Linked DNA regions of Homo sapiens: region 2 is linked to region 1. Evidence: read pairs that join two places in POLR2A ChIA-PET (ENCODE). Cell type or tissue: B cell. All regions are shown on one strand. Links, peaks and the distances in the headings refer to the core of each region. The heading gives the core; the rest is flanking DNA.

Region 1 (16,097 bases), core at 4,804-12,803:
TGAAATATGTATTTAGCCCTTGTAAATTAAATAACACTGGTTTTTAAAGAGTGATTCTCCGAACATCTATTATTCACATCAGTAGGACAGACGGTAAGCCACTGTAAGATTTATAGAAACTAAAAGACTTCCCATGCTAAAGGTTAATGAAAGTGTAATTTGAATCATGAAATCTTTATGTGTCGGCTCAATTTACACCGAGGGCTCATTAAGGATGCGTTTGGTACAGCGGGCGGCAGGTGACGTCACATTAGTATTTAAATGGGCGGGGCCAGGCTGCTCTGCATGTAATCCTTTAAAAATATAACAGCCTCTCTCTTTCCTTCTCTGTCTCTCCAGCTGTAACAACTTCACCAACTGTCTGGGTTCCACCCCGAGGATTTCACTGAGAGAACACGTTAGAGGGAATCAGGAAGCAGAAAAAAGGTCACAAATAAGCACCTCAGGAACAATGAAAGCTTTTCTCTATGCAGCAGTGGGAGAGTTGCTAGAAAAACTGGAAAGGTATTAATCAGAAGTGGCTATAAATGCTCTGGAGTTTTGCTCTTATAAAACTCCTCAGAGAAAGTCTTGAAGGAAATGCAGGTCAAAGCCCAAAAAAGCTCTTGATCAGAGATTGCTGGAGGAAAATCTTCCCAGACGCCGTTTAATAGGCAGCAATCACCCCAGGAGTGGGGAAGCCAAGTACGCTTGAAACATGGTTGCAATTCCTAATAGGTCTTGTCACACTTAAGGCACTGCAAGCTCCATCCAACGAACAGCTGAAGCTAGCTGGCGATTCATAAAGCCAACAGTTTAAAGTTTATTATGATGAAAGCACTTAATGACAGCCATCGCTAGGGGCCCATCATTTATAAAGCTGTGCTGAGTATTAGACATGTAGCATGACCACCAATTTTATGTCACAATTGCTACCATAAAATGACCTTTGGTGATTTTTGCTGCATGTGGTGGACAGCTCTTCCTTCACATTAGTGCTCTGTGGCTTTCTTTGCAGACTATTATGCTGTCTAAAGCTTATTTGGCACTGTCGTGAGCCTCAACCCTTGCTATTACCCCGAAGGCCTGTCTTAAAAAAAAAAATCTCATGCTCTATTACGCCACTCCAATAATTTACAGTTCTTACCAGCCTTGGTTAGCGTAATATTTTAATGCAAATATGCTTTACCATTGGATTTTATTTTAAGCACACACACACACACACACACACACACACACAATTTCCCATGCTTCTGGCTAGCAAAATATCCATTTTATGGGAGTTCACTGAAATCGGCCTCTTATTCTCTGGTCAGGTCTCACTGATTGAGCACTGTTTCCTCTGGGTCAGTTAAAACATCACCAGAAAAAAAAAAAAAAAAAAAGGGTTACTTAAACTTCTGTTGAGATTTTTTTTTTTAAGATCCTATACATGATAAACCCACTTAAGGCAGAAACACCAATTCTTATTTCCCTGCATCCAGTCGCAATGCAAATTGACATTTGAGTAACATTATTTAATTAGGCTTCCATTTTTCCACCTTCTTTGTGTAGTTAGGAAATGTTTGAATACATGCCAGTTTACTGCTCCAATGTAAACTGCTGCTAAGAAAGTGGTCTGTCCACGCTACACCACCTTTAAATTGTGTATATAATTTTATAAATGATATAAAATCTGCTTCTAGCCCTGAGGAAAAAACAAACCATAAGCATGGCACACTGCAATTTTGGAAGGATTTAAAATATGTGATTTCTGCTGGTACCTACTGTATTGGGTTTTATATAAAGCTTTTTTCAATAAGGTAAATTGTTACATGACAAACTCATCTTCCACCATTATCATCTGCTGTTTGTGTTTAACAACAGGAGTCCCGCTCTAACAAAACTGTTGTAATGGCTGTACAAATTACTCAGCTGAAAGCTTTTCACCAAACAAAACAGTATTAATCAGCAGTTCTTATGAAGGTGCTAATTAAAAACAATTTTCTTCCTCAGTTTGCAATACTAAAGCCATCTTCACTTGCACAGTTTCCAATATACAGCTACTGTATTTGCTCACACTTCAGGCCCTCTATTAACTATTGAATCTCCTATTAGCCATTTTATTACATTTCTGTTTACAAGCTTGTTGACATTTTAAAAGTCACGGTATGATCTGTTTTATCTGTTAAAAAATGTATTAATTGAAAAGTCAGGGGGACAAAAAAAGCAAAATACAGACTCCAAATGCACAGACTTCCAGGGCAGAGAACACTGTGAGCATTTAGCCACAGCCTGGAAGGTAAGCTCTCTGGGTAAAATGAAATGTGAGAATTAAAAGTGGCATTTCAGGCTTAATGGTTTGATAAACACTAACAGGATCCTTCCTAATTTGGAAGTAGTCCACTCAGGAAAACATATTTACCCTGCCTAAAATCAGCCTGACTTTCAAATCCATTTTTTCTTTATGGTATACAATCAACATAATTATGATGTTTCATACAGCCTGAACTCAGGGGATTTTGATCTAGGGTGGGGATGTACCTGGAATCTGGCGGCTGGAGCCCAGATCTCGGGTCTAAATAGCTTAATCTTTCCTGTGAGTGTGTGTGTGTATATGCTTGTACATATACTTTGACTCTCTCCCCTATGTGGGCATTCTGCCCCACCCCCAGAGTCCAGTGAGAGGTTCTTGCCAGACAATGCTAATGAATTGTCTGGCATAGATTGGAAACAAGTCAAATGCTGACTAAGCACAAAGAAAATCCATGGAAGCTAGGTTCCTATTAAAAAACAAAAACCACCTAACCCTCATGAGCAGGTTGCCCCACTTTGGTAGCAGAGAGATGGAAAAAAACACCACTACCTCCTGCCTCTGGTATTAAAACCAGGTTCTTCAGCTGTCAAAAGCAGTTAACTAGTTTAGGACAGACACCTGGCTGTTGAAATAGGGCTCCAGAGGGCAACTAATCCTTCCATTCACTCAGTTAACTGCTGGATCCCCCAAATTGATTCAACAGGTATGCAGTGGTAAATTCAGCCCATACTGAAGCCAAAGGGAAAATCAGCAAGGGGCGGGCAGCTCTTCTCTGAAAACACCCGAGGAACTAGCCAGAAAAGCTTTTATGGCCCTGACAAGTTTTCTGCTGAATACTGAGCACCTAAATTACCCTTCCCTAATGGAAGTTACATTTTCATGCTCAGTCAAAAAGCCAACAAAATACACAATTTATACAAAATAGCATCAACCTCTTAGGTAGTCTTTTCTAGCACTTTTATCCCAATTCATGGCATATGTCTTGCTATAAAGTAAAATATATTTCTTATAACCAACTTGTATGTAGCTATTCATCTCACAGCATTAGAACTGACCACGGGCAATATTAGAAACATTCTTTCATCCAACCAAATCTACTTAGTATGACAAAGGAAAATCATGAGTTTTATCAGAAGATAAAGGTACACAAAGAAAAGAAATATTATTCTTAGGATTTCCTAAGCAGACAGGCTTCCTTTCTGAAACAAACACATGCATAATTACATAGGCAATTATGGAATGGGCCATTTCAATTGCAATTGACTCATAGAAATAATCATAAAGTTCAAAAGAAATGTAAATGGACAAACTTTCAAAGCTGCTCTATTTCACTTTTCAGTATCGGCATTCCATTAAACTTCGGGAAAATAAAAACTAAAATTATTCAATAATATAGAACATTTCTTACAAACTTTCAAAGAACCTGGACTACAGAGATTTCCAGGTGAGGATCCCATGAAGAGCAGATCTAGGAAACCCTTAACATTGTATAGGAGATTCTCTAGGTTTTAATTACATAATAAGTGAATTTCCTTACTACGTATCTCTTGGTAGCAACAGTTCAATTCTGAAACACTGTTCTCAGATATTTAAAAAAATACATTCCTAGTTTACTTTTTAAAATATAGTATCTCCCAGAGACATAAACACTGGATTTCTCCACCCACAACACACAAATACAAATTGAATTCTTGCCAATTCACGTATTTTCTTGAGAGAAAAAAGAAAATATTCTCATAGTCCTGCTGTTCCATATTTAAAAAGAAAAAAGAATAGACCATCTTAGGTGCTACTACAGGGATGCGTTTTCTTTGTCTGGCAGAGTTAGTTGCAGGTTTTACACAGGAAATAATTTTGCTGTATTTTCACCAGTATAAATGGAATGGCTTGTGTTGCCTTTTAAAACATGCCAAATTCTAATTTTTAAACAAGAAAATATGAAGCCAGTGTGCAACCTATACAGTCACCAAAGGAGAGCTGCCACTAGCTGAACTACTCAGCTAAATGGCTGGTTTGCATTGCCCTGGTCTTTATCTAGCACTGAGAATAGACTGCTGTTTTATCCAAAGAGGAATAAATTGCTGTTATTGTGATGTTAGCCCATCACTTGGCATTGCAATTCAAGTTTTTGTGAGAAAGAAATGTATGATCTAACTGCGACTTGACCTATGCCTTCTGAGATCCATCTAGGTGCTCTAATGGAGCAGAAAAAGTGGTGAATACAAGGACATGCAAACTGATGGTGAAAAATTTGTTTGATGATAGAAGTGAGCAGAGAAGACATTTGAGAGTCGCTGCTTTTATGACAGCTAAGTTTGTTTAACATGCAAAAGGATGCACCCCCAGTCTCTCACCTATCACTTTAATTGTATCACACTGAATACATGTTTTTGCCTGTACTAAAGACATGAGGATATATAGCTAACCTACTAATGACATTACTGCTAAAGTGGGCACAGATGATTCCTTACAGATAAACATCTGAATTTCCACAAAAGGCATTAGAGCATCTCATGGATGCACTAGGCAAGGATAAGCTTGGGTTCCCTGCAGAAAAGTCATTCTCTCTTAATCCTAGGTAGCACCTATTAAATGTTTACCATACACTTGAATCACAGCATATAACAATATATACTTATTTTAAATAAGATAATTGTGTGATTGAGTTTTTAAAAAACTCCCCCTGGTTGCAATCTGGTTTATCAACCATTTACTCAAAATTTCTCTGGGAAGGACCTATTTTGAAAGAGGCCTGGAGAACAGCAGCAGTTAGATTTAAGCCCTGATAAAGGCTCACTTTTCATTCATAGTCAGAGCCTAAATGTGCTCTTCTTGTACCTAAACAGATAATAAGCACTCAGCACACTCCCCCTCCTTGACACAGCACACTGAGACTAATCACACATAATTGGGGAGGAGGAGCAGAGGGCTGGCCACGCTATTGTGTCCAGAGGACAAACGGTCAGTTTATGAGGCTTTGGGCTGATGTAGTCATTTCTTATACATCTATAGGAAAAAAAACATACTGTTTAAAAGGAAAAAAAGAAGGAGAGAGAGGGACAGAGAAAGGGATGGCGGATTTAATACAATTAATTGGAGGGAGATAAAAAGATACACTTTATTTATTTTTCTAACCAGGAAAGAATCATGATATTTGCTGGGTTTACTGATTAAAAACTACCACCACCAAAACAGAACAAAGACCAAAAAAAAAAAAAAAATGAAGGAGGGATGGGTATCATCAAAAGAAATTCTGTCTCAATTACAGGGAAAAATATTTAGTTTGTTCACCAGTCAAATTCAAGTCACAGACAGGCAGCTTATACACATTTAAAGACAAACAAAGGTTTAGGGCAGGACGAGCAACAAGCAGAGTGTAAAAAGAGGCGGGGAGGGAGCTGGAGAGGGCAGCTGGGGAATAACGTGGGTGAGGACAGGTGGAGTCCATAGCCCACACGTGAAATGCTGCAAAGGGCGCAGGCAGGCGATTATACCCCTTACAGATTTCCGTTTTTGTAAAAATATTCCCTATGCACTTGATACGTTTCTTCGTCTTTGAGAAGCTTAATCTTCTATCCATGTTTGGTCAAAATAAGCAGAAGCGGGTAATGAAGGTTTTCTTCATATATGTCCGGGTTTTCCTTTTTCAACTGAAAACAATAATAGAAAGAAAAAGGTAAGGGGACTCCAATTAGGGATCTTTACCAGTCAATATTAATGTTGAGTATCATGATGACTTTTACACCAAAATATATAGTTCTGGAAAAATAAATCACAGAAAAGCAACTCAAAGTAGTTCTCAGTGGCACTAATGTGACAATTCTATACATTAACATGGGGATTGTTTTTGGTGGGGGTGGGTAGGGTTTTTTTCATAAATACCCAAACTGCACTTTGACCTCTATAAACTGTGAGGCACTTGACAGAAGGCAGAGCTGGGGCTCATTCATCATCACCTGACTGGGCATTTGACATAGAAGTTTCTGCTCTCTGTACCCTCTGCCTCTGACCAATGCCACACTATTCAGGCAGGCGGGCATTTCAGATCACTGCTTGGAGTCCGTGGCAACATCTGGGCACAGGGAAAGGCTTGTGGGGCCCAAGACACTGCAAAGGCTCTCCAGGTGCTTCTTAGGGGTTTTAACATTAATAATAAGTCACTCAAAAATTCTTTTCTCTGAGGAGGAGAACATACTCCAACAATTAGACTAGCAACATTCCTGTTCATACTGTGCAGGGAAGTTCTGAGGATATTTCTGTGATAAGATTTTAAAATCCAGTTAGGTTTCTCACATATGAAGTACACTTTTTCTTCATTCAGCTGGAATAGTTTTAAAGTTATATTTATATTTATTCTAGCAAATAAAAATTTGCTATTTATAAAGACAAAATTAATATTTTTGAAGTTGGAATTTATGAGCCAATTGTTAATTTCTTTTTAGATTATAAGAATAAAAAAATAAATATTTCTTTAAATTATACAGGGAGTCAATTCCTTTATTGTTTAAATTAGTCAAACACCACCCACTCCACCCACCCTAAAGCAAAATGAATGGCCTCAACATCACACTCTCCCAGGTTGGTCCCTCTGGGGCATGTTAACTTGAATCTTTTCGAAGTGCATGTTCCTTCTAAATCATATTCCCAAACCATGACATGGACATGCTGTCACTATTAAGGACAGGAGTCATGAGCCCACTTCCCCTTTTCCGCTGGGGAACATAAAGCTAATTCAGCCTTTAATTTCTAATCCACTTTCCAATCTACTTTCCCAAGAACTGATGGTGGTACAGTCACTGAGGTGACTTCATTCTGTTTTCTTAGACAGAGTTTGTTCTGTGTACAGATGATTTGTTGTCTATTTAGGAAGATCCTTGTGGATTTTTGCTGCTACCAAAGTAGCGAGAGTGTTAAGCCTAAACACAGGTCCTCCAACCTTACTATTTAGTCTAATTTTAGAAAATGCTGAGAAAATGGCTTCACCAACTTCCCAGTCCATACCCACTGACCGGGACTTACCACTGTAAATACTTTTGTTGCCAGTTGCCCTAGTGATAGAGGGAGCTCACTGAAGTATTTTACAGAGGGAAGAGAGGACCAAGCTAGCTCAATTCTTTCCTTGGGGATTGGGGATAAGGGAAAGTTGATTACTCAGTGGCAGTCAGCTGACCTACTCACTCACAATGCACTAATATACAGAGACTCAAATGAGCTCTTTATAAAGTCCCTGAGGTAATATGTGGGATAAATAATTCTTCTGTAAATATGGGTTAGAAATCACTTTTAACTTGGATTCTATGCTGACCTCTGGAGGCCAAAGTGGAGGCTTCGTTGCTGAAAGGGGCCAGGGGCCAGCCCCGTCTTGCCTGTGAGACCTTTCCACAATGGGGAAGAGCTGACAACCCTCAAAGGCAACACTATAACCCAGCCCTGGATCATTTCTGAATCAAGCAAGTCTGTTATGTGAGGGTACTTGAACACACACAAAGCTCTTAGCCAATACTTGCTTCGATGGGGGAATGTTATGAGTTTTAAGAATAATTCCATTTACCCAGGCTGTACTTCCTTGCCCAATTAATAATTACAATTTTGACAAATATCAAAAGGCACCTTGAAAGAAAATGAAGAAAAAGCAAATCATGAATAAAATAATTTTCCAATTTCAGAGGTTAAAACAGGGTCTTTGAGGACTAAACTAAATTATATAGCTGCTATTAGTAGCATTATGCTTTACTTCATAATTGGATGTAACACGCTCAGCCTTACTACGGCGTGAACAGCAGCAGCAGGAGTGGAGTTCAGACTGTTTACCCTTTACAGTATCCACAATTATCAACAGCACACCACACAGATTATAAGCACCAGCCACTTGTAATGTGGCATTTTGAATAGATAAGCAGAAGTGCAATATGGCCGTGTTTTTAACACAATGTACTGACTTCACAGCCCAGCCCAAGCCTATTTTCAGAGCTATGTACAAAAATACAGAAAAATAAACACTTCAGGGTGGTTTTGCGAAAGTTTATAAAAAAAAAACCCACGGCATGTAAAATTATATTTCAAAGAACATTTGCATGAATGAGAGTATTTTTACCAACTAGCATCAAGCCAGCTGTAATCTCGAAGTCACATCTCTACCTTACAAAACGATTTGCTATCTTACTATCCGAAAGGTTTTGAACCACACTATGAGGGCAATGAATTTGATTCTCAGCCTTGAGGAGACCAAAAGGCTGGGGAGGAGAGGGAAGTGTTTTATTTTTCTCCCCTTGCAAGGATGGACTGAAAAGCAATATTTTTAAAACATGCTACACCTTTGGCTGCCTGGTTCCTGAGCACACTGGCTGCATGGTGTGGGCACAGTTTAACAAAAGCACTGGCAGAAAAGTGCGGAATGGCACCGTTTTGATTACAGGCTTGCTTTTTAACGGAAATAAAATTTCACAGTTAACAATGAGAGGTGAAAAGTTTAAGAGGCAAAGCTGTTCCTCCTGATCACTGACTGTTAATCAGCTTCATGGGTGGTTGCCTAAATCTGTAGATTTTTTTTTTTTTTTTACCTTGCACTACTGCCAAGTAACTAATTTTTTCCCCTGTTGTAAGAGGAGGGGTGAAAAACTCGGCTTCGAAGGCAGCTGTGTATGAGTGACGCGAGGCACTAATGCAGAGGGCAAAATTAAAATTCATGAATCTCTTCACGACCATTTGTGTAACAAGATTAAGACGGGACAGCGGAAAAGAGCGGCATTATCAGGCGTCTTACAGTCCTCCAGCTGGTTACGCTCTATTCCAACACAGTAGGGCTAAGAGGATAACACGCAGCCTGAAGGAAAACGCCGCTCCTCCATTGGGGAGCAGCGCGTCCCAGGGACGAGGGGGCTTTGGCCAGAGATGGAGAGGAAGAAAGCTGATTGCCGCTCAAGATGGAAAACTTTTAAGCCCTGGCTATTAGCACGCGGCCAACAAAAGCCGCCAGGGTGGAGGCTCCCGGCGGCCGCGTCCCGGAGCCCCGGGCGGGCGGGCAGGGCTGGAGGGGCAGGGGTGCTGCCTTGGGCCTCCGCCTTCGCGCCCTGCTGCAGGGCATGGGGATGGGCGAGGAGCAGCGGCGCTGCCCGCTCCCTCCAGCGTGGCCCCCGGCTCACTGCTCCGGCCTCTGGGCGAGCTCCTTCTCCTGCAAAGGAGCACAACTGCACGTGCCAGCCCGGTCAGCACACAGTATCCCCGCTGCTGGGGCAGGTACAGGAGGGACCAGAGGCATTCTTTTGCTAGAAGCAGAACCCCACACCAGCTGAAATAGCTCTCATTATTAAAAAAAAAAAAAAAATATATATATATATATATATCATGGGCGCCCGTTTATACCTTTTATCCAGGATGTGCCAACTCTGCAGAATATTCTCCTAGGGTTCTACACTCTCCCCACCCCCAACCACGAAGACAACTATTTCTTAGTCCAATGTACCAATGTCAGCAAACTGTGAATTTGACTTTTCAGCAATTATGACCAGAGAAAAAATAAAGCCACTTATTTATGTGCTTCACTTAGCAGGGTAGTGTACAACGTTGGAAATAAAAAGAGGAGGTGTGCTGGCCACCAGGCGCTAACACTCTAAAGTTCCAGACAGAGGAGAGGTGGGCGTGCCTGGCATGTCCCAACGCTCCTCAGGTCTTTCAGGGAGGAGACGGAGGGTATCAGGCACAATGCTGAACGTCTTTGCTGGTGGAGAAACCCAAGCCTTTGCTCTCCTGAGCTGTCACTGGGAAACTAAAAGCATTTGTTGTTCTAGGGGGAAAGTGAATGGCACGACATTGAAGCAGCTGTCAGCTGATCCTTGTAGTTCCAGCCCGACCCTGGAGAGAAAGCCACATTATTCCTTTGGGTGGAGGAGTCCAGGGAGCCAGGAGGGACCCTTTTCCTACCAGGTAAAGACCCGCTTTTTTTTAGGGGGAGGGATTGAAAAGGGGAAAACATCATTCTAGAGAGGCTGGTAAGATCTGAATCACATACCATCCTGTTTTTATTTTCTGATCATGAGCAATGGGCCTGACTCCACCAGTGAGAGGATGTAATGTAACTCTTTCAGTTCACAAAGCACCATTTTTCCCCCAGAGGCTAAATGGAACCTTAAAGATTCAAATAAATAAATTCATTTTCAGAAAGTGAGAATTTCTTTCTCTTGCTTGGAAGATCAGATTAATTTTTCATATATTTTTCCAAAAGCCAACACACTTCTACATTATATTACAGTCCTGGGTAATAAAGGATGCTGTTCACATTGTCCCAGGAGAAAATTAAGCTCGGGCCTTTATTTTTCTGCAGTTACAACTTGTGAAATCATGACAAGTTAAAGTCTCTTGCCAAGGTCAGACTAGCTCAGTGAAGGGAGATTTCCGTAAGGCACAAAATTACTGAAATAATACATGTTATACTAGTCACTGTGACATGTACTACTAGCAAACGTGAGAATCCTAAAAAGTTTTCAGTGAAACACTCGCCTCTCAGTGTCCTATATTGGTCTATACCTATAAATAATAAAAAGGCTGATAACATTGCTTTATGTAAGCAGGCTTAGAAATCACTCTCAGATAAGTGCTTTTGACCTAAATCTTGTAGTGCCTCCATCTGACATATAACCCCACAACTGTGAAATTCTGTATGAGATTTAACAGTCTCAAACTGCCAACTGACCCAGCTATAAAGCAAGCAGAGATAAAGATTTACAGTCCAACATGATACAATTAGACATTCACCTTCTATTTATTTCAGTGCGGCTAAGCATTTAACCTACTTAAAAGCTGAAGGTTTTTCATTAAAATATAAATGCATGTTATTCATTCTATGCCACCTCCCCTTACATCCTACAAATTAGTCTATTATGAATGAAAAGATTAGTTTGTTTCAGAGAAAAGAGTAAACAGGAATGGTTTCTGTAAAATCCTTCTAGACATGCAAAGATAAAAGATGGCTTTACCACACAAAATAATCAGATACAAATAGCTGTTCAGAAGCAACACATCTAAGGAGTACTTTAATCAAATATTTAGGTTACCTGCCAAAAAGACCATGATCTCTTCAAAATGCAATGCGGATTAAAGTGTTATCTAACACAAGCAGAAAACTAACCTTGGAGTGGAAGTTTGAAATGTGTTCATCATAATTTTCATGTCTTTGGATACAGAAACCAGCTTTTTCAGCTAGATTGCAAAACTGGTTTAAAGTATTCCCTCGGCGTGGGGCAAATACCATCGCTTTCCCCTAGAACAGTAAAAAGGAAATTCACATATTTTAAAACTGGAAGGTAACCAAACATAACAGACATTGGTCAAAGCATTTAATGTACTGCTCTCAAGTAGAAAAACTCAATTGTTCTTGAGATGTCTATGCAGGATGGACATTCACAGTGAGAATAATTTCCAGGAGAGATGTATATCATATAAGAATCGATTTCACATCCAAATGGCCAGTTGCTGTGTTTTATCTTTTTCAAATAATACTTATAAAAAACAAAATGTGGTTGAAAGCCGGTGTTCCGAACAATATGCATTGTCTCAGGTCCAGTGGGTTAAGCCATTGACTAGATTTTAGAGTAACTGGTCCAGGGCAGTGCCATTCACCTTGTGACTCCTTAGCACCTGCCAACGCTTCCCCAACACAGTCCTGGGGCATGTGACAACAGATGCTTACATCTGTTAGTTTTTTGCACCCTGAAAATTCAGTACCAAGAAATCCTTCATAGAGACAAGTAACCACAATTCCTCTTGGAGAGTTTTCATATTTCAGTCCTGCCCTAGCCTTTTCTGTGACCACGCTGTCAGATACAGGCTCCAGGATCTTGGTTTCCAACTTTATTGAATCCCTCATGATGGTCATCACTATAGCCAAGCAGTTCCTCATAGTATTCACATGATTGCTTTTCAAAGAAAGTGGTATAATGAGGGTAAACAGCCTTTTCTAAATAATCCACACAATCTTATGTGATTGTTGCAGTGGGGAGAATGGGAGGAACTGAATAAAGTATGTACTGGATTTCAGAAGACCATCTGACATGAAACTTCACAATGACCATTTGCTAACTATTGGATGCATGCGGATTTTTCCTCCCTCTCAGATGTGTACAGAATGGCCAAACTTCAGAATCTCCTTTTTTTTTTTTAAAAAAAAAAATAAAGATGGCTATATGCTTCTGTTACTCTCAAGGTTACACTTCACCTCTGTGAAATGCCTCTTTAGGTTTTGAGGGAATCATGAAAATATATCTGAGTTTCTTATGAAGAGTGGTTTATCATTCACACCAGCCAGCCATTTCTTGAGCACCTGGTAGTCAGACACTGTGCTAGGCATTCATATGAATATCCTCTCCTTTAGTCTTTAAGCCACTCTATGTTGTAGGTATAGTGTAGTCAGACACTGGGCTAGGCATTCATATAAACATCATCTCCTTTAGACATTTTTTTTTTGAGACAGAGTCCCACTCTGTCACCCAGGCTGGAGTGCAGTGGTGCAATCTCGGTTCACTGGAACCTCTGCCTCCTGGGTTCAAGCAATTCTCTTGCCTCAGCCTCCTGAGTAGCTGGAATTACAGGCACAGTCCACCACGCCTGGCTAATTTTTTTTTTGTATTTTTAGTCGAGATGGGGTTTCGCCATGTTGACCAGGTTGGTCTCAAACTCCTGACCTCAGGTGGTCCTCCCACCTTGGCCTCCCAAAGTGCTGGGATTACAGGCATGAGCCACCGTGCCCAACCCTCCTTTAGTCTTTAAACCACCCTATGTTGTAGGTATTATCAACTCTGTCAGTGAATGATCAGAAGCCCCAGCACTGATGCTCTCTCCACTACACTACATGTCTCCTTATTAGTAACAGTGATGACAATGATAATGATAGCTACCACTGTGCTAGGTGCTTCACAAATCCTCCTTTAATCCCCTCAGCGATCTTCTCAACAACCTGTACAGTAGACATTGCATTTTACAGATGATTAAACATACAGTGAAGGATTTGAAGAATATAAGGAGGAACTGTGGCAGAAAGGACTGGACTTAAGGGGAGTCTCCACCATTAAACAGCGGTGTCACCTCAGGACAATCAGAAAATAATCATAGAACTTTTGAGTTAGAGGGAAGCTTGGAAATAATGTAGTCCAATCTCTCCATTTTGTCGATAAGAACCTTAACCCATCCTCGCTGATCCACTGAGTTTTCTCATCCATTAAATGGGAAGAACAAAGCCTGCCCTGCCTTTTTCCCCCCGACAAATTGTGAGGATCAAATACAGAATGTGAAAATAATTAGAAAGATTATACTGATGTAAGATTAGAAAGATCTACACCACCTAACAGTGCTCTAAAAATGCTATCAATTCTCTCTCCCTCTCCCCTTCGCCCTCACTTACCCGTAAGAAAATACGTGGCTACACTGTCCTGAGCATCAAGTGTGTTTTCATACTGTGTTTACATCAGCCTGTACACACTCAGGCACATAATTATAGCAGCACCAATCATGCCACTACACTTAAGGTTCTGTCAGCTTTTTCAATATTAATTGCTATTTTCAGGCAGTTTTCAAACTTAGCAGCAAAAATTCATTTTTATGTGAAACTAGATATAATACATGGTCTCGGCAGGACAGCAAAAGTCTCCATTAGAAAAAAAAAAACAACAGGGAATGCTGGTAGGTCATTTTAGTCATTTCTAAGAGCTGGTTGCCATTCTGGATTTTTGAATAATGGAAGCTGTTTTATTTAAAAGTCACCTGCAAAAAATTGTCTCACAGTAACACTTGAAGAGTCGGTTTTTAACAGCTATTATCTAAGCTGCATATCATCATGTTCACAAGGCTACAGGTTTCTAGGTTGGGCTGATCCTTGCATTGACAAAGCAATGCATCTCCACATGCCCTGGTTGGGGTAAGCTGTAAGTGACAGCAGCTAAGCATGTGACAGCACTCTCTGCCTAAACATCCCTTTCCTCCTTCAGCTCTCAGTTTACCTGTCCTTCCCTAGCCACCCTGTTCAGAACGCAGCCCCTGCCCCATCACTCTCCAGTCCCTCGCCGGGCTTATTTTTGTTCTTAGCACTTACCACCAGGGACACACATTGTATCCTTGTTTGTTATTGCCCTGTCTTCTCTGGCTGGAATGCATACTCCGTGACAACAGGATCTTCTAATGTTTTATTCACTACGTTTTCTCAGTGCCTAGCACATAGTAAGCACTCAGTCAATATTTGATGAGACAATAAACTAAATCCAGAAGTTGAGTAATCTAAAGAATTTGAGTCTTTGGGAATTCAAAAGCCACGTTCTATTGCTTATTCCTTTGAAAAGATTTTCCCGAGAAGCTTTTACAGAGTCAGCTGCTATGATGGGGTTTTAGAGAGCAGCATTCTGTGCACAACACTGTACCCACGAGAAAGAGAAAGACTGGGCAGTAGTTTTAATCTCTAACTACTTAGGAGTTTTGTTTTCTTTTTCAGTTCATTGAATACAGACACCTTTGAGAGGTGGATTAATAGTTAGGATGGAAAAGAGCCCATCATCCATTCATTCACTGAGCCCTACTGAGTGCCAGCATCTCCCCCTCCCCATAATGAATGGGTTTAGACCCCAGTATCCCCAGGGGAGAGAACACGTCACAGGGGGAACAGTACCATCAGAGGGATATGCTTTACGATTTCAGCTGCACAAATCAAAACCAGAAAAGGAATATGGATTTCAAATTAGCCCATCACTTTAGAAAAATTATTTTCAATTTGCCAAAGCACAACTTTCTAAGCATTCCGTTGCAGAATTATTTTAAACGCAGAATGAATACTCAATTGAATGTAACACTTTGACTGATGAGCAGAAATTTAAGAGAATTCATTTATTCCTGGAGAGGAGAGGGAGAAGTTCCACTAAACCACAGAGATACTGCTTACCTTGTGAGCTCAGTTGTTGTTATTTTGCTAGACTAATCTATACTTACACATTAAAGGGAGTGTACTTCTGGAAAAAATTGGTATGCTTCAGATTTATTTTTATTTTATTTTTTATTATACTTTAAGTTTTAGAGTACATGTGGCACAACGTGCAGGTTTGTTACATATGTATACATGTGCCATGTTGGTGTGCTGCACCCATTAACTTGTCATTTAACATTAGGTATATCTCCTAATGCTATCCCTCCCCACTCCCCCCAGCTTCAGATTTATTTTAAAAGGAATATGCTATGCCAATAAAATGCATTAGGGGAGGAAGACCAAGACAGAGGAAGCACTAGTCTCACATTTAGTTTGTTCCTTTTTCACTTCCTAGCAACCAAACTATTAAATACCAATTCTATGTTTAAGCTTATGCTGATTTTCTATTTCTTTGTTGTCATTTATAAAGACGAGGTCTTGTTATGCTGCCCAGGCTGCTCTTGAACTCTTGGCCTCAAGCGATTCTCCCACCTTGGTCTCCCAAAGTGTTGGGATTACAGATGTGAGCCACTGTGTCCAGCCTATTTTCTTTACCTGGTTTCTGAAATGCAGCTTTCACTTGCTTCCTCTCCTGGCATCTCTCTCAGTCTCTCTGTCTCCTTTTGTAGCTTCTCTTCTCTGACCTGTCTTTTAATTGTCAGTGGTCCTCAGGGCTCTGCCTACTTTTTCATCACGTTCCATCTAATTCTTGGCAATTGTACTGATGTCCATGGCTTCAGCTATCACTTATAGACCAATAACTCCCAAGTCTATAACTATAGCTTTCACCATTGCCCAGGGCTCACACCTACATTTTCAAGTGCCTACTACATCTCTGCATGTGGGTATTCTGAAAATACCTTTAATCCATTTTGTCCAAAATAA
Region 2 (16,097 bases), core at 3,256-11,255, 52 kb after region 1:
ACATGAGAGTGAAAAAATGCCTCTTCTAATGACAAACAGAGGCTATCCATGGATTCACTCTCACGCTTTCAGTTTACTCATCTGAGCAACAATCCAGGGATATAAAATGGGCTTCTCGAAGCATGCTCTGTGCTTCAGATATATTAGAATCACCTGAGAAGGTGATTCAACTGTCAGATTGTTCAAATGTCGGATTGTTCAAATGAACCTCAACTCTATGGAGTTTGCTTCAGCAAGGTTTATGTGATGTCTGGAAACCTGTTTTTAAAATTAGCACTACAGGTGATGATGGGTCATGAACCACTTTGAAAATCTCGTTTCAGAAGATCTCTACCTGTATGAATTTACATTTAGAATATTCTTTTTAAAAAATTTTTAAGAGAGGGGATCTTGCCGTGTTGCCCAGGCTGGAGTACTGTGGCTATTCACAGGCAGGATGATGACACACTACAGCTTTGAACTCCTGGCCTCAAGCAATCCTCCTGCCTCAGCGTCCCTAGTATCTGGGACTACAGGCACACGCCACTGCACCTGGCTAGAACATTCTTTAGCCACAGGCCTAGGCTTTTTAGTCCCAAGCATTTAAAGAAAGTGCCATTCCAGAGAAGTGACAGTTCCCCTAAGGACAGACTTGATTAAGAACACTTCCCTTATCTCAGAGAAGGAAGCAACATCACAGATTAACCAAAACAGGATTTCACATATGTAAATTCCTTGAAACAGATTATCTGATCAACTTCATTGATTTTATCATGAAACAAAATTATTTTACATTTCTGGACTAGGAATAAGGCTGGGAGAAAGGCGAGGGGGAAGAAAAATTAGGTCTCAATGAAATGTTTACCTCAGAAGACCTGTAAGATTAATGAATTCCAGACAAATGAGAGCTGACTGTAAGTCAGGTCCTTTCCTTTCTTGTAAGTGCATAACATCTACGAAATAAGCAAGAAAATACAGTGGATGGAAGTGGCTTCAATGAATGGAAATCTGAACAACTTTATTATTTTATTTATTTATTTATTTATTTATTTATTTATTTATTTATTTATTTATGTATGTATTTATTTATTTTGAGATGGACTTGCTCTGTCTCCTGGGCTGGAGTGCAGTGGTGTGATCTCCGCTCACTGCAACCTCTGCCTCCCAGGTTCAAGCAATTCTCCTGCCTCAGCCTCCCAAGTAGCTCGGATTACAGGTGCCCGCCGACACGCCTGGCTAATTTTTCTGTTTTTAGTAGAGGTGGGGTTTCACCATGTTGGCCACGCAGGTCTTGAACTCCCAACTTCGTGATCCACCCACCCTGGCCTCCCAAAGTGCTGGGACTACAGGCATGAGCTACAACTCCCGGCAAGAAAATTTGAACAATTTTAAAGCAATGGAACACTGCAGAATTGAATGAGAAGCTCTCAGCGAGAACTCTAGTTTGGTGGTCCCCACGTGAGGGCTCCAGACCAGGCGTCAGAGTTACCTGTTAGAATGCAAAACCCCAGGCCTGCCTCAGTCTCTCAGGGTGTGGGGATCTAGAATGTGTCATAACAAGCTCTACAAATGATTCTGAGAACAAAGTTTGAGAACTGTTGTTCCAGCTTATCACTTACATTTTTCTGGACTGACTTTAAAACTGATCCCAGCTCTGTGTTTTTGTTTGGAATTTAGCAGAAATGAACTTATTTCAGAGTCCAAAAGAGGGATATTTTCCTAACATTCAGACCCCCCTCATGCTGGGGACCAGTATATTCTGCACTGGTTAAAGAGGACTAGAAAGGGTTTCAAGACCTTGAAATGAAAGGTACTAATTATTTTACTAATTATATTTTCCGTTTCAAGTATCTCTGATCCTATGACAGCTGATTAACTTACATAGTAGCAAAACAAAGTGACAACAAAATATTAGAATGAATGGACTAGAAAGTACAATTATATACCATCTCAGATGAAATCACAAAATTATTTATTGCTTTTTGGTGTTTTCATTTATTTTTCTTCCTTTTTTTAATGTTTCAAACTTACATACTTTCAAGTGCAGTGCATTTTTTAATGTAATTTTGTTCTTTCTTGCCACTATATCTCCAAATATCACGTACAAAATAATGGGGTAAAAATTGTTCTGATCTAGAATTATGGTAGCAGTGTAGGGCAACCCACTAAGAGGTGGTTCAAAAGATAAGACAAACTTCAAAATTCTTTTAAATAGCTATTATGTCAGTGCTATTTAAAATCAGACAAAGATTGCACAATAAAGAAAATTCTGGACCAATTTTACTGATGAATATCTAAGCAAGCAGCTCAGAAAACATCATATACTTTTTGGTAGAAAACTTAAAGTGGTTCAGCCACTTTGAAAAACAGTCTGGCAGGTCCTCAAGAGGTTAAATATAGTTACCATGTGACCATATAAACCCAAGAGAAATGAAACTTGTCACAAAAATGTGTACACAAATGTTCATAGCAGCATTATCCAGAATAGAAAAAAAAAAAAAAAAAGAAAAAAGAAAAAGGAAACATCTCAAATGTCCATCAGCTGATGAGTGGATAAAGTGTGGTCTATCCATACAATGGAATAGTACCAAAAATGACAAATGCCCTGATATATGCTACACATGAATAACCTTAAAAACACTATTTTAAGCAATAGATTCCAGATGTGAAAGACCACATATTATACACTTCCATTTATGTGAAATGTCCAGAATAAGCAAAGGCATAGCAACAGAACATAGATCAGTGGTTGCCTAGCCCTGGAAGGGAGGAGGGAGGAGTGAGGAAGGGGCATGAGTATGAGGGCCTCCCCTTCCCTCCCCTCCCCTCCCCTCTCCTCTCCTCTTCTTTTCTTTTCAATAGATGGGGTTTCACTATGTTGCCCAGGCTGATTTCAAACTCCCAGGCTGATTTCGAACTCCTGGGCTCAAGCAACCCTCCCACCTCGGCACCCCAAAGTGCTGGGATTATAGGTGTGAACCAGCACATCTGGCCAAGTATGAGCTTTCTTTTGGGGGTGATGAAAATACTCTAAAATGATTGTGATGCTTGCACAACTCTGTGAATACACTAAAAGCCATTTAATTATATATGCTTTCAGTGGGTGACTTGTATAGTAAGTAAATTATATCTCAATAAAGTTGTAATTTTCAAAAATCTCAGATAATTTGTTATTAGAACACAGAAGCATATTAAAAGAAGAATTAAGACACTGTGAATAAGTAACTACTAGAAATGCAGGGATGTTTCAATATTAGGAAACCTTTTGATATGATTTGTCATAGTTACAAATAAAATAGGGAAAGCAATTTGAACATCTCCATAGGTGCTGAAAAGATATCTGCTAAAGTTCCATATTTACTTGTGATAACATCTCTTAAGAAATTTTAAGAAGATAAAAAATATCATATTTATCTCAACTCAAAAGCTAATGCATACTTAATGGTGAAAAATTAGTAGATTCCCAACAAAGTCAGACTCAAAGATGCCTATTATTTAATAATCATGGTGGATATTTTTATCCAATAAAATTATACAAGAGAGAAAAAGGAGGTATGAGAATTAGAAAGAAGTTACAATTGTCATCATCTGCAGATGATGTGATTGTTTGTTTGGAAAACTCAAGAGGATAAACCTGCAAAATATTCAAAACAATAACCCACTGAGGTGACTAAACGCTTACTATATCAAACCCCATAGTAAAACATAATGGAAGTAGAAAATATAATCGAAGAAAAAACCCTATTTGTAAGACCAACAAAAAGTTTCTAAAAATAAACTTAAGAGAAATAAAAATGCTAGTGAAACACCTTTAAAAACTTAAAAAGAGAATACCTGTTCTTGCATAGAAAGACTCCCAGTTTTTAAAATGTCAAGTCTTAGTAAATATGAAATATGAAAATATATTACAAAGTTATAGTGACAAAAATTATGCAGTTTGGTAGGGTTGTACAAATAGACACAATCCACTTCTGAAAATCTGTTGTGTAGACACACTTGCAAATGTATAATTTATGTAAAGATGTGTCTCACTGCAGCAGTTTATAATAACAAAATATTGAAAACAAACTAATGTCCATTATTAAGGTAAAAAATAAATGATTGTTTAACAATGATTTATCATGTGGCCATTCTCTAAAAAAGTTTTTTAAGATGGCTCTATTTTTAAGTGAAGAACTCCTTTGAAAATAAAAATATTTTTATTGATATGTAACTTCTGCAATATAAAATTCTGTGAAGGGAGAAGGATTTCTCTCTTAAAACCAGAAGACATTTTCACAGAGAATACAGTAGTCTGACTTGCATACCTAGCTATCAATACAGCACCTGGCCTATTTTTGGTAGTGAGATTTTGACCTTGGTAAAAAGTAGAAGTGGGCAAATCCAAAGAATCAATACAATGTTATTCTAAAATAAAAGGCCTTAATTTTTAATTGACTGTAGTTTAAGAGGGTCCCTAAAAATACAGCATCCTCCTATTTTAAAGTCTGGCTCATTTTAATACAAAAAGGATAACTCTATCAAAAATAGCTGAACCGGCTAACGTTCTTATGGGAGTTGGTGTCTTCAGTGCAAAACACTAAATAGTAGGGATATGAGCCCATCTATAAACCTGTTAAGCAAATCAACAGTGTTATGTTAGTAACAGAAAGTACACATGATAATTTCATTTTGTCATAGCCAAGATAGCAACAGAAGGAAACAGGAGTGTGGCATCTCTAGAATTCTCAGCGGTCTTCAGGATTCTGTTACTATAATTCTAGCAAAACTCACTAACAGGTATATTTTATCAGAAAATTTCTTAAAGAGAGCCTTCAGCTTCCTTATCTCAGTTACCTTCTACTAACCTTCCTCTTCAACCTGACAAAGAACAGATAAATGCCTACTCACACTGTCAGTTTGTCTACAGACACTACATGCGCATGCCTGAGAAGAGGCCAACACTGAAATGAAAGTCAGCTATCTGATGTAGAAATGGATGTCTGATTCTCTAGAGCTTGACTTTCCTCTACTAAAAATGGTTTGGTTCCATAAGCCTTATGGATTCATGTCTTTCAAAATGTTCTCTAAATACCAATTTTAAAAGCTTTCATATACCAAGGATAAAGTGTACTAATTGCTTCAGGGAGTACAAAAACATATTAAGCAGAATTCTTGCCTTCAAGAACATGATCTGTTTCCCTCCCTAGGACATAAACTCCAAGAAGGCACGGCCTTTTCCATCTTGTTTACCACTCCATCTCTAGCATCTAGAATAGGACTTGGCAAACAGAAGGTGGTCAAAATATTTGTCAACAAGTAGATAAACCAGTGAACATGCAAACAAAGCCAACATGCTTTGAACAAAAAGAAACTATGCCATGTTCAACTGTGGTACTATTCTAAGGGCAGCAGAAATTAAAAAGATTAGGGTAGGCTGAGAAGGCAAGGGGAAAATGGCAGTGGAGCCATCCTAGAAGGAAGGATTTAGATGGAGAAGAGGAGAGAAACAAGAATGGCAAAGACTAGAGATGGAGAGATCATATCTGTCGGAGGCAAGTGAGGGGTCCAGGGTAACCAAAAGAGGAGGCAGCAGCTAGATGAGATGTGGATATAAGGGCAGACTGCAGAAGGCCCAGGAAAATCAACCACTGGATTCTACTTGGTTGGAACGTACCTTTCAAAAATCATTTTCCACATCCCCATTTTAACCTCTAAAGGAAACTGAGTCTCAGAGGAGGCATAAATCTTTAAAAAGCAATAGGGCAATGGGACCAATAACCAATCTTGGGGGCCCACATAAAGGTAAAGTTTGGGTTATAAAAAAAGTCTTAACACAAGTTCCATAGTTTACTAAAATTCATGGATTATCAAAGAATAATAAAGGTCATAAACCTGAATTCACTAGCAACTTTCACACAAAGATACATACATTCTTAAGTGAAACTTACTTACATCATCACAGCAGGGTAAATTTAATAGACTTTTTAAGAACTCTCAACTAATATTAACCAGAGAATGACGCTATTCACTAATTCTGGAAGACCTAGAAATACGTAGACGTCAAAAGCTCCAAATGGTTCTTTGTTAAACAGTCACAATTTTGAAGACAGCTTTAGATAAACCCAACAATTGAGATACTGTAAATATCCTTGCTCTTTCATCAATCTCTAGCTATATTTAGTAGCATGGTTTCCTTTGTTCAAGAATTATTTTTGATAACTGCATATTTATATTCTCAAAAGCAGAGTACTTTGGACATACTTGTTAAGTGAATGGATGGCTGCATGGATGGACAACAAATAAACCAAATGACTGCATTAAGCTGAGATGTAATGAATATAATTCTTCATATATGTGGATCTTAGATTCAGCTAGGGCTAAGGCTTCCAGACTTTCACCAGCATGTCTTTCACATTTAGCTACAATCAGACTATGATTAAAATGGATAGAGGGAGCAGGAAAGTTTGGTAGCTAAGAGAAGAGTTACTTTAGGCAAGGATGGTGGTGCTTATGACAGCAGAGGTGGATTGACTGTGAAGCTAATGAAGGTTCAGCGTCAGAGCCTCTTGCAAGGCCCCTTCCAAGGCCCTTGGACAAGCCCTAGTAATGTGTTCACATGGTCATATATTTCTGTAAAATTTATCAAAGTAAGGTATAATAGAATTCATTCTTCCTAAGTGGGCCCTCAAAATAAGTTTCAGGCCCCACACAACCTGGGTCTGCCCCTGTGTAAGAGGTAGGAAGAGGTTGGTAGCAGGAGAAATGCTGATAGTTACTGAGAACATCATCGGAGTAGTGGGAATAGGAGCTTGGGTGCCAGTCAAATTTCTGGGCAGCTTGTTTTTTTTTTTTTTTTTAAATACCATTTCTTAGGCTTATAGTTCTCATACCACGACTTTCCTTTCAGCTTATACATCTTCTTTGCAAATGAAGTCACAAGAGACATTCAGCTGTTACAAACCTCATGTCAAGCTTTGAAGTGCTATTTAATAGCAGAAATATTTGGCTCACATGTGGGCTTTATAGCTATGGTAAATACTTCTTAGTTATCTGTCACTACTCTTATTCCACATCTCCAATTTGGAGGAGAAATTCTGCATATGCACTGAGGCACTAAAAAAGAATATTGAACTCTATCTTAGCTCTTTTGTGAATGGCTTCCTTTTATTTCTTCTCTCATGGAACTAATACTTTCATCACATTGTACTGGTTATGGGTGGGAAAGCAGTGGATGGAGGGAGAATACTGATTATTACATCAGTGGCTGGCCATTTCTCTTAGCTTCTTGACAGTTAAGTGATCAGGTCACTCCTTAATATAAGATCAAGGCATTTCAAGGACTAACTCATCTACCTGTTCACTAGAAAGTGCTTTAGTAGACTTTGAACAAAATGCTTACAGGGGTCAAAAGAAAAGAAACTGACCACAATTAGTATGAGATGAAGATGACAAAAAAAGCCCATCCTCATCTTGGAGGTTTCTATATGACTATTATTGACATATAGTCTATATGTCCAGGTACATATCAGAGCAATATATCTAGAAATAGCATTTTTGAGAACAGAAAAATAGAAACAAAGGCCATGTATTAAGCATTTGGTATATGTCCTTTGTTGAATAATGACATTTTGCTTGTTTATGTAACTTAATTATTTTATGAAGAGATGACAGAAAATACCATTGCACTCCATAAGTTAAACACTTGACATTTTTGTTCCTCAAAATGCAACATTTTAGATGTCTAGATATGTTTATTAATTAGTGATTATTAACACCCAGTAAACAACATTATGTCTTGTAAAAACACAATCTCTCTTCACAGCATGAAGCTGAAATCTATTATTCCCTGATTCCATATGCTGAAATACACTCAAATGCTCACAAATGACCTTAAACATTAAATAAATGTAAATGAGGACAACATAGAAAATGCACTTTTGATTGATAACTAAAAGACCAGGTTGAAAATCATGTCCAAAAACGAAGTCCTCTCCAGAAGGGTAAGGCCGTCTGCACTGTGAAGGAAAGGCTGTCCTAACAATGAGGACCCCACAGGTAACGGCAGACCCTTTCTCTTTCTCTCAACCTACCCCAGGTTTTCTGGGAAACAGAAGTGGTTTGTTCATTTATATGAGAAACACAGAATATGCTGTCCCCTGTGCCACCAGCTTACTCCCAACATTTTAAACAGGATTTAAAAATACACTATGGACACTTCATTACATTCACCAATTAATATAAGAGAAAAAAATTATTGCTATTCCATAGCCTCACACCAATATGTGTCATCACTTTGGTTTTTAAGCATTGTAGCTATTTTCATGTCCGAAGCCAGCACACCAAGATCACTGGCTGCCGGGGCTGTATCGTGGGTGTGTCCAAGAGAAATCAGTCTGTGGGCTTTGTCTGTTAATGAGTAGTTTATATAACTAATAAAAAAAATCAAACTGGGAAGTTGGGGTGGGAAAGTGTCTTTACCATAGGGAAAATTCAAAATACCAAATGATGACAGCTTCACAGTAATAAAGAAAACAATTAATTTAACAGAGAGTTATTCTAATAAAGTCTGTGGTTAAATGAATGACAAAAAATGCACAAATACAGCTGTTTCATGTGAAAACTATGAAATGATTACTCACTTCTCTAGATCCATTACCAACAGGGCAAAAATAAAATGTAGCATCACAGAACACACCATTGTTGTGGCTAAGAGCAAGCATTCCTCCTAGTTTGTATAAGAATTAACAGAATCTAAAAGCGAATGGACACCTAGACTATTTTAAAATCATGAAACAGAGCAGGGTTTCTCAGTGTTGGCACTATTGACATTCTGGGCCAGATGTTTCTTTGTTGTACGGGGGTGTCCTAAGCAACATAGGATGTTCAGTGGAATCCCTGGTCTCTACCACTAGATGCCAGTAGCAACATTCCCCGCTCTCCTACCAAGTCATGACAACAAAAAAAAATATCTCCAGGGAATGCCAAAAGTCCCCTTGGGGGCAAAACTGCTCCTAGGCTGAGACTCACTGGAAGAGAGCCATTTAAGGAGTTCCCAGGCCTGGCTTCTCCCAACCTCATACTGTATAATCATAAATCATCCCCAACCCAGTGTTTAATATACTTATCTTGTTTTCTCATCTATTAATTGGAGCTAATGAGAGTGTCTGTCTGCCTCATAGTATTCCAATGAGCATTAAATGAGATAATACTTGTAAAGTGCTTAAAACAGTGCCTGACACACAGCAGGTGCTCAATAAATGTTAGCTATTATTATTTTTAATAACCATCCATAGTATCAAGAAAAGCAATTTCAATGGGAATTTTTTAATGCAGAAAGGTATCTTACCAGCTTGATATTTTCTGGGTCTTAAACACACCAGCCTTCTGATTCCTTGTGATGATGTCTTGCACATCTACAGGACACAGTTAAGAAAACATCTGCACTGATTGTGAAGTGACCAAAAAAAAAGGTCCAGAAACAGTTATCTTTTTTTTTTTTTTTTTTTTGAGACAGGGTCTCGCTCTGTTGCCCAGGCTGGAGTGCAGTGGCGTGATCTCAGCTCACTGCACCCTCTACCTCCTGGGTTCAAGTGATCCTCCCACCTCAGCCTCCCTAGTAGCTGGGACTAAAGGCATGAGCCACCACACCCAGCTAATTTTTGTATCTTTAGTAGAGATGGGCTTCACCATGTTGGCCAGGCTGGTCTCGAACTCCTGACCTCAGGTAATCCACCTGTCTCAGTTTCCCAAAATACTGGGATTACAGGTGTGAGCCACTGCGCCTGGCCAATCTTTTTATCATACATGGGATGAGCACAGCGAAAGGAGAAGAGCTGTATGTGAGGTGTGAAGCAGGATGCTGACTTGCCACAGGCAAGCTCTTTTACTTCCCTGGGCTGCATTTTATCACCTGAGATGGATCATCATGGCAAGCCCCAGAGTTATGAGTGCTGGTGGGAAATGACTGTCCCATAGGTGCCATGTCCTACTTGCTTAAAAGGGCAAGGAGTCCAAAGGCAAGCCTCTCTGTCAGCAGGGAGAGCAATGTCAGTCTCCTGAGACTTTCCAGTGTGAAGTATTTCCAATCTCCTAAATGCTGCTAGGGAGGGGTGGAGAGGAGCAGCAGGATGACACTTGGGAGGAAGTGAGAAGAAAAAGATGAAGAAAATCTTGGAGAATCTTTGAGAGAAAATGAATTACTGAAGAAAGTCAGTTGAGTGAAAAGTCCCCTGAAGAACTGTCTTTACAGACTTACGCTATGGCCTTTGGCATGGAAGGACTTGTACAAAAGAGCCACATTTATGGAAGACATGTTTTCAGGAGCTGGTTCATTACATCACCCAGCGCCATATTTACAAGGGCCTGTTGGAAAAAATAGTCAGGTTTCAGCACCAGGAAAGGCTGGTCTGCAGATCAAGGGATGTTGCTTCCACTTCCTGGCACTATAACTCTTAGAGTTGATCCTCTTTTTCTTTGCTCCAGCACCTGTGCAACTCAGAGCCAAATGTGTGGCCTAACTCTAACAACCACAAAAGACCCTGTTGCGTATGTTTTCTCTACTGACCTCTATTCCTGGCTTCATCATATTTTCCTGGCTTTCCAATTTCCAACTGCCCTCACTTTCCCATTCATTTTATATGATATATTCTATGTGTCATGGTAAGAAGCCTCAAAATCCCTCTTTTGGAATAAGGCAGGTTTACATAAACAAGAAATAAAATAATTCCAGTGAAGGCTGCAAGTTGAACTAAATTGGGCCCATGGGGAGGACACCAAGCAGACAAGCGATGTTCTCCTATTGCTCAGAAAAACAAATTTCCTGAATGCTCAAAGCAAGCATTGACCAAGATCTCCCTGCAAAAACAGAGCCACAGGACTTTTTAACCCAAATCTCTGCTTGAACCACCAGGCACACCCATTTCTTCTCTGAGTGAATAAGCAGGTACTGTGATAGCTTTCTTCCCCCAGGGGTGGGTAGGAAAAATCAATTAGGTCTGCTAATGAAGGGCTTTGTTGAGGTTTACAAAAGTGCTATAATGCAGACTTTTTTTTTCCTGGGTGAACTTTCCTGTATGCAAATTAAATACCGTTAAATTACATTCATTAAAAAAATAAAAGAGACTAATTTGCCTACTTGTTTTGATTAACTAAAATGACACATCGGCCTACAGTTCTGTCTATTTCAGGAAGAAATTATTTCAGGAAAGTCTTCTAAATGAAATGTCTTGCAGAAAAGGACAGCTGACATCTTTATTCTGAGAAGAACAAAATTAGTAAAGAGTCAGCTGACAACTGTTTTTGATTAAGTTCCCCCACACTCTGGCCACACCCTCCTTAGAGTTTCCATGGCATCCAACCGCATGCCATAATGTGCCCAGTACACCTGTAGAGTCGTATGAGTACATGACTAATCTATCAAGCAAAACATATTATTTTGTTAGTGGAGGTAATACTTTTTATAAAATAGTCTCAGGGAAGTTAAATTATATAACTCAGAAAACCTATTAATAATTTTTAGTAAACATCTTAACACTATATACTTTTATACAATTTATAAACCTGTGACTCCAGGTGGTCAGGCTGAAGCAAACATATGTATTTATATTCTAGAAGCAATTTTTTAAATAAAAAAATTCGACAGCAGTATTTAGGCTGCTTTATTTTTAGAACTGGACAGGAAATAAGTTTTGTGGTTTAAGAGGTTTTTTTAAATATTAAAATGAGCATGAGAAGAAAAAATGTCAACAGTATATTAAAATATTACCTTAAGAGATAAATTCAGACATCCTGCTCCCCACCCCTTACTTTAGGTCAGATTTTGATGGTTCTTCTGGACGGCACTGTGTTGTCCAATAATAGATTTTATCATTCTTCTGTGTCACCTCAGTGTAATAAAGGAAATCCAATCACATTGAGTCGATATGTCCAGGATAGTGTTCAACACAACGGGCCAAATCGTGTTCTCTGAACCGCACCCACCTTCTGGAGGACTTCAGTGGGAGGGACTGGGTGCAAAGAAAGCCTTAATGTGATTTCTGATTAAATGAATACAGAGTAATTGCCTCCAATCCCCTTGTCTAGGCAACTGGACTTCCAGAGCTACAGGATATATGTTTGTGGCTAAAAAGAAACCGGAATTCTAACTCTAGGTTTTCTTCTCAAATAAAGCCCCGTTCAGAGGTAGGGCTCCATTTCAATTTTGTTTCAGTTGATTTTTATTCTTAAAAAATATTTTTATATAATAGTAATTTAAACAAATTATATACATGTTATATGTATGCATCATATTGTTAAAAATATCAGCCTCCTCCTGCAATTAGCAATTATTTATCAGTAGTTATATATATATTTTGAGAGTTGGCATGTTGTTTAAGCAAGAAGATATTTCAAAAATAATAACACTGTGATTCACAAAGCACCACTTTCTTGGTTTATGTTATCTTTATTTTCGCTGGAATACCAAAAATGAGGGTAGGAAACTATGAGATTATAATATAAACCCTATTCATTTTGATCTCTCAAGTTTTTTTTTTAATGCTTAATGTGGCAATATTTGCTAATTTAAGGCTGCAAAATATTCTTAAATGTGCTTATTACTCATATGAATTGAGAAGATACCATAGAGGTACTATAAACTCTGTTAGCAATGCCAATTGTTATGTTCGTGGATGAGAGGCCTTTATTTCCAGAGCATGTAAGGAAATGCAAGATGACGTTCACCAAATCATTTTAGTTTTTGGTGACCCAGAATGGTTTAAGTCGAAAAAACATAAGCTTTGAAGTCAAATGAACCTGGCTTCTAGTGCTGGTTCTAATATTTGGGGGCTGCGTGTCCTGGGATAAATTAATCTCTCTGAGCTCCATCTCTAAAACAGAAGTAATGATACCTATTTGTTAGGCTTAATGGAGTATCACGTGTGATGGGCCTGGCACACAGTAGGTGCCCAATTCACGTCAATTCATTATCTTAGTGTATAATTCAGGCAAAAGCTTTGGTAGGGTGAAGAGGTGGGTAAAGTAACTAACATGAGGTTTGGCAGTTACACTTTATTTTCTTTTCCTGCTGCTTAGAATTAATTACCTGAACCGGGCACAGTGGCTCACGCCTGTAATCCCAACACTTAGGGAGGTGGAGGCAGGAGGATAGCTTGAGCCCAGAAGTTCAAGACTGCCTGGGCAACACAGCAAGACCTCATTCTCCACAAAAAGGAGAAGAAAAAAAGTTAGAATTAATTATGTGAACATTTATACTGTAGAATTTAAATAACCAAAGTTATCAAAGAACTTCTGCCCTTCATGTATATAAATGTATTCTAGCCAAGGCAAAATCTGTGCCCCACAAGGATAGGTACTAGACCTATCTTGTTCACTATTGTATCTTTAGCACCTGTAATGACATGCCATTAATATTGGTTGAATTAATTTTAATTTAATTCCAAAAAATACATATTTGTTGTGCTGCTACCCAATCTGAGGCACATATAGTTTACTTATGACTCATCAGTAGATGGAAGTACAGCCGGCATTGGAAGAAGAAGCCTGGACACAGGAAGATGGCCCGGGATTTCCGTGTTATTAACCATCTATGGTACAGGCTGCACAGCCCACACGAAGCTTCACTTATTAGTTACTCAAGTCAGGGATTGTATTAAATAAAAATAATGTTAAACCAGGGGTGTCTCCTTTAAAAAGCACAGGGGATTTACCCATTTTTGGAGAATCCTAAGTTCAAGATCATGATCCACACTGTGCATACTTTGGGGATAAGATGCTTACAGAGAAATGGGTCACCAAACATTGGAATTTTCTGCATAGAACTGCTAGATGTTTACTAAGGCAGGGTGCTTGTGCTGGGCACATTAGTGATTGTAGCCAGAGAGGGTTGCTCACCTTCAGGAGTTCTACTTTTATTCATTATAATTTAGAAGAGGCTTAGCATCAATAATAACTCAGTATACCATGTCTCTCTCCTATTCCTAGGTCATTGTTATCACAAGTTACAAACCTTATGGAGTAATTATTATATGTGGGCAGTTGAAGATTTCTTTCTTGACACTAAAGGGGCATTGCCAAAAAAAAAAGAAAAGGAACATGTTTCACACTATTTTAGAATAAATTTGAGAACTGGACAAACCAAATGATCCCATTTCTAATTTATCCTTTGTTCTCTTGGGGTACAGATAAAATGGCATCTGTAGGGAAGAGCAGCTCTCAGGTGTGGGGGCTTTGAGTTCGTAGACCCAGCAATGCAGTTTAAGGATCAAGGAGACTTTAGGGAAAACTACCCATGAATCTAAGAAAATATTTGTGACTTAAAAATTTTTACCTCAAGTCTTAATATCTTTCCAGACATCTCTGTTTAATAAATCTCAGATCAACATCTAGCTTTTCAGAGTCAAGTTGGAAAACTCAAGAAGACATAGGCAATCCATCTGATACATTTTAGGGAGATAATAAATAAACTCAAAACTGGTTGACATGCTTCTGTGATATAAAGATTCAGAACCAATCCATTCATTGCCTCACATACTAAAACAAATAGAAATAATATAAAATTAAAAGGAAATATCAGGAAATGCTGTTTTTTTTTTTAAAAAAAGGTAAAAATCAGAATCTTAGAAGCTTAAGAGACTAAGAAGATTCAGTTGGATTCATTAAATTCAGAAGCCAAGAACAAAAAAAATAATTTTTAAAATGATAAGAATAATATACAGGCCAATACTCAGATGCGATATGCCATTGCCAGGCCAATTTTCAATTACATTTCACTGATGTATTCATTTGTTTCTTAATGTGCTCATCTTGCCCATTAAGAATAATTAGCAGCTTTACTAACAGATTTTCTGGCTTCTGGCAATGTTTCTCCCCCTTTTTTTGTTGACATCCACTTTTACTTCTTAGAAAGTAATTTTTGAATAATATCCTACAACTGCTATATAATTTAGACTTCCTAAAATTTTAAAGGAAAGATGTAAACAGTAATTTTTAAATAAGTTTGTTTCAATCTATATGCATCAATAGTATGTGATTCAGTGAATTAGTTATTCTTACAGAAAGTGGGCATGCAAATAGAAAAAAAAATCATTCATATTAACCTCAGTCAGTAAAACAGATGACAACGAATGCCAATTGTAAGCTCTGTTAGCAAATCAAGAATAACATTAGTATTAAAAGCAGGAAAAACACATTGCCAATTTTAAGGCTTTATGCATGCTTTTTCTCTTAATTAAAAAAAATTAGATCTGGTTACAACAGAAAAAGGCATACAAACACAGAACAACTGCATGGTAAAAACGGAACTCCATCAGGAAAGTCCTAAGAGATGAAATAAAACACACTACCAGTTTTGGTCTGCATCCTGAAAAGACCTACTTTATCTACTTTGTAAAGTTCTTCCCCTCCTGCCCTTTGGCACCCCGCTATATTAAACCCATTGTAAAACCCAGCACAATAAAGCACTCTCAGGGCTGAGCTTCTGAGGACCAAATGTTAAAAATCCATTTTCTTGGGAGGGGGCTGTACCAATCATTTCTTTGAAAGGCCGGCAGAATGAATACAGAATCTGAGATTTCCTCTCTGATTTCAAAAGCTGGCATGGCATCTTTGTTGTTTAAAGCAAAGGTGTGTTAATTAATGACATTAGCATTGCTTCCCTTCTTTGGAAGCTCTGTAGTTTAGCTCAATAATAATTTTAGAACAATTAGACTTACATACTGACTACAGATGTTTCCCATAGTTTGATAAAAGTTCTAATTGGTTTCTGACGCTATTAAATAAGACACCTGCTGACTTGAAAAAAACCTTAGGTTACCGGGCCCAAGCTGAAAGTTTCTGTGGCTAAAATAATCTTCTCTTGTCCAATAATCCTGCTCCCCCCACCCTCTAAAAATTCTCTGGGGCTGAGCTGGCATACCTGAGCTTCCTCTTGCTCTGTATTCCCTGACATAAGGAGGAGGAGCACAGTGAAATGATACATGGATACATGCACGAAATAACTCAGAATAAAGCAGAGTGAATGAAAAAACATCTGCTCATCTTCAGGAATATTTTGAAAAACTTGAGACAGTCTCAAGAACGTGATTAAAATCCTGCATTTAAAAAAAGGAAGCACCTTTTGTGATCTCCTTCCCTTGTGT

The links. ChIA-PET counts read pairs that join two places held together with the same protein. Peaks named below come from ENCODE experiments on the same cell type or tissue, not always from the same donor. Only the 100,000 strongest peaks of a DNase experiment are listed, where the experiment ranks them.
Region 2: POLR2A ChIA-PET joins it to region 1 with 7 read pairs; 4 of 35 experiments call an interaction of 5 or more read pairs at or near these places.

What each region holds. Positions count from the first base shown.
Region 1 is chr2:44,761,864-44,777,960 of GRCh38, reverse strand. It overlaps CAMKMT (calmodulin-lysine N-methyltransferase), which reads right to left. Exons shown (of 11, transcript NM_024766.5): 10 at 11,400-11,531; 11 at 5,369-5,925. The coding sequence ends at 5,848. Among named protein-coding and RNA genes, the nearest start is that of LINC01833, 170 kb to the left of the region's middle. In B cell, for the core only: no CTCF peak of the experiment used is centred there; no DNase peak of the experiment used is centred there; H3K4me3 peaks cover 322 bases; H3K27me3 peaks cover 1,221 bases.
Region 2 is chr2:44,708,564-44,724,660 of GRCh38, reverse strand. It overlaps CAMKMT (calmodulin-lysine N-methyltransferase), which reads right to left. Exons shown (of 11, transcript NM_024766.5): 7 at 9,308-9,374. Among named protein-coding and RNA genes, the nearest start is that of LINC01833, 220 kb to the left of the region's middle. In B cell, for the core only: no CTCF peak of the experiment used is centred there; no DNase peak of the experiment used is centred there; H3K4me3 peaks cover 991 bases; H3K27ac peaks cover 2,868 bases.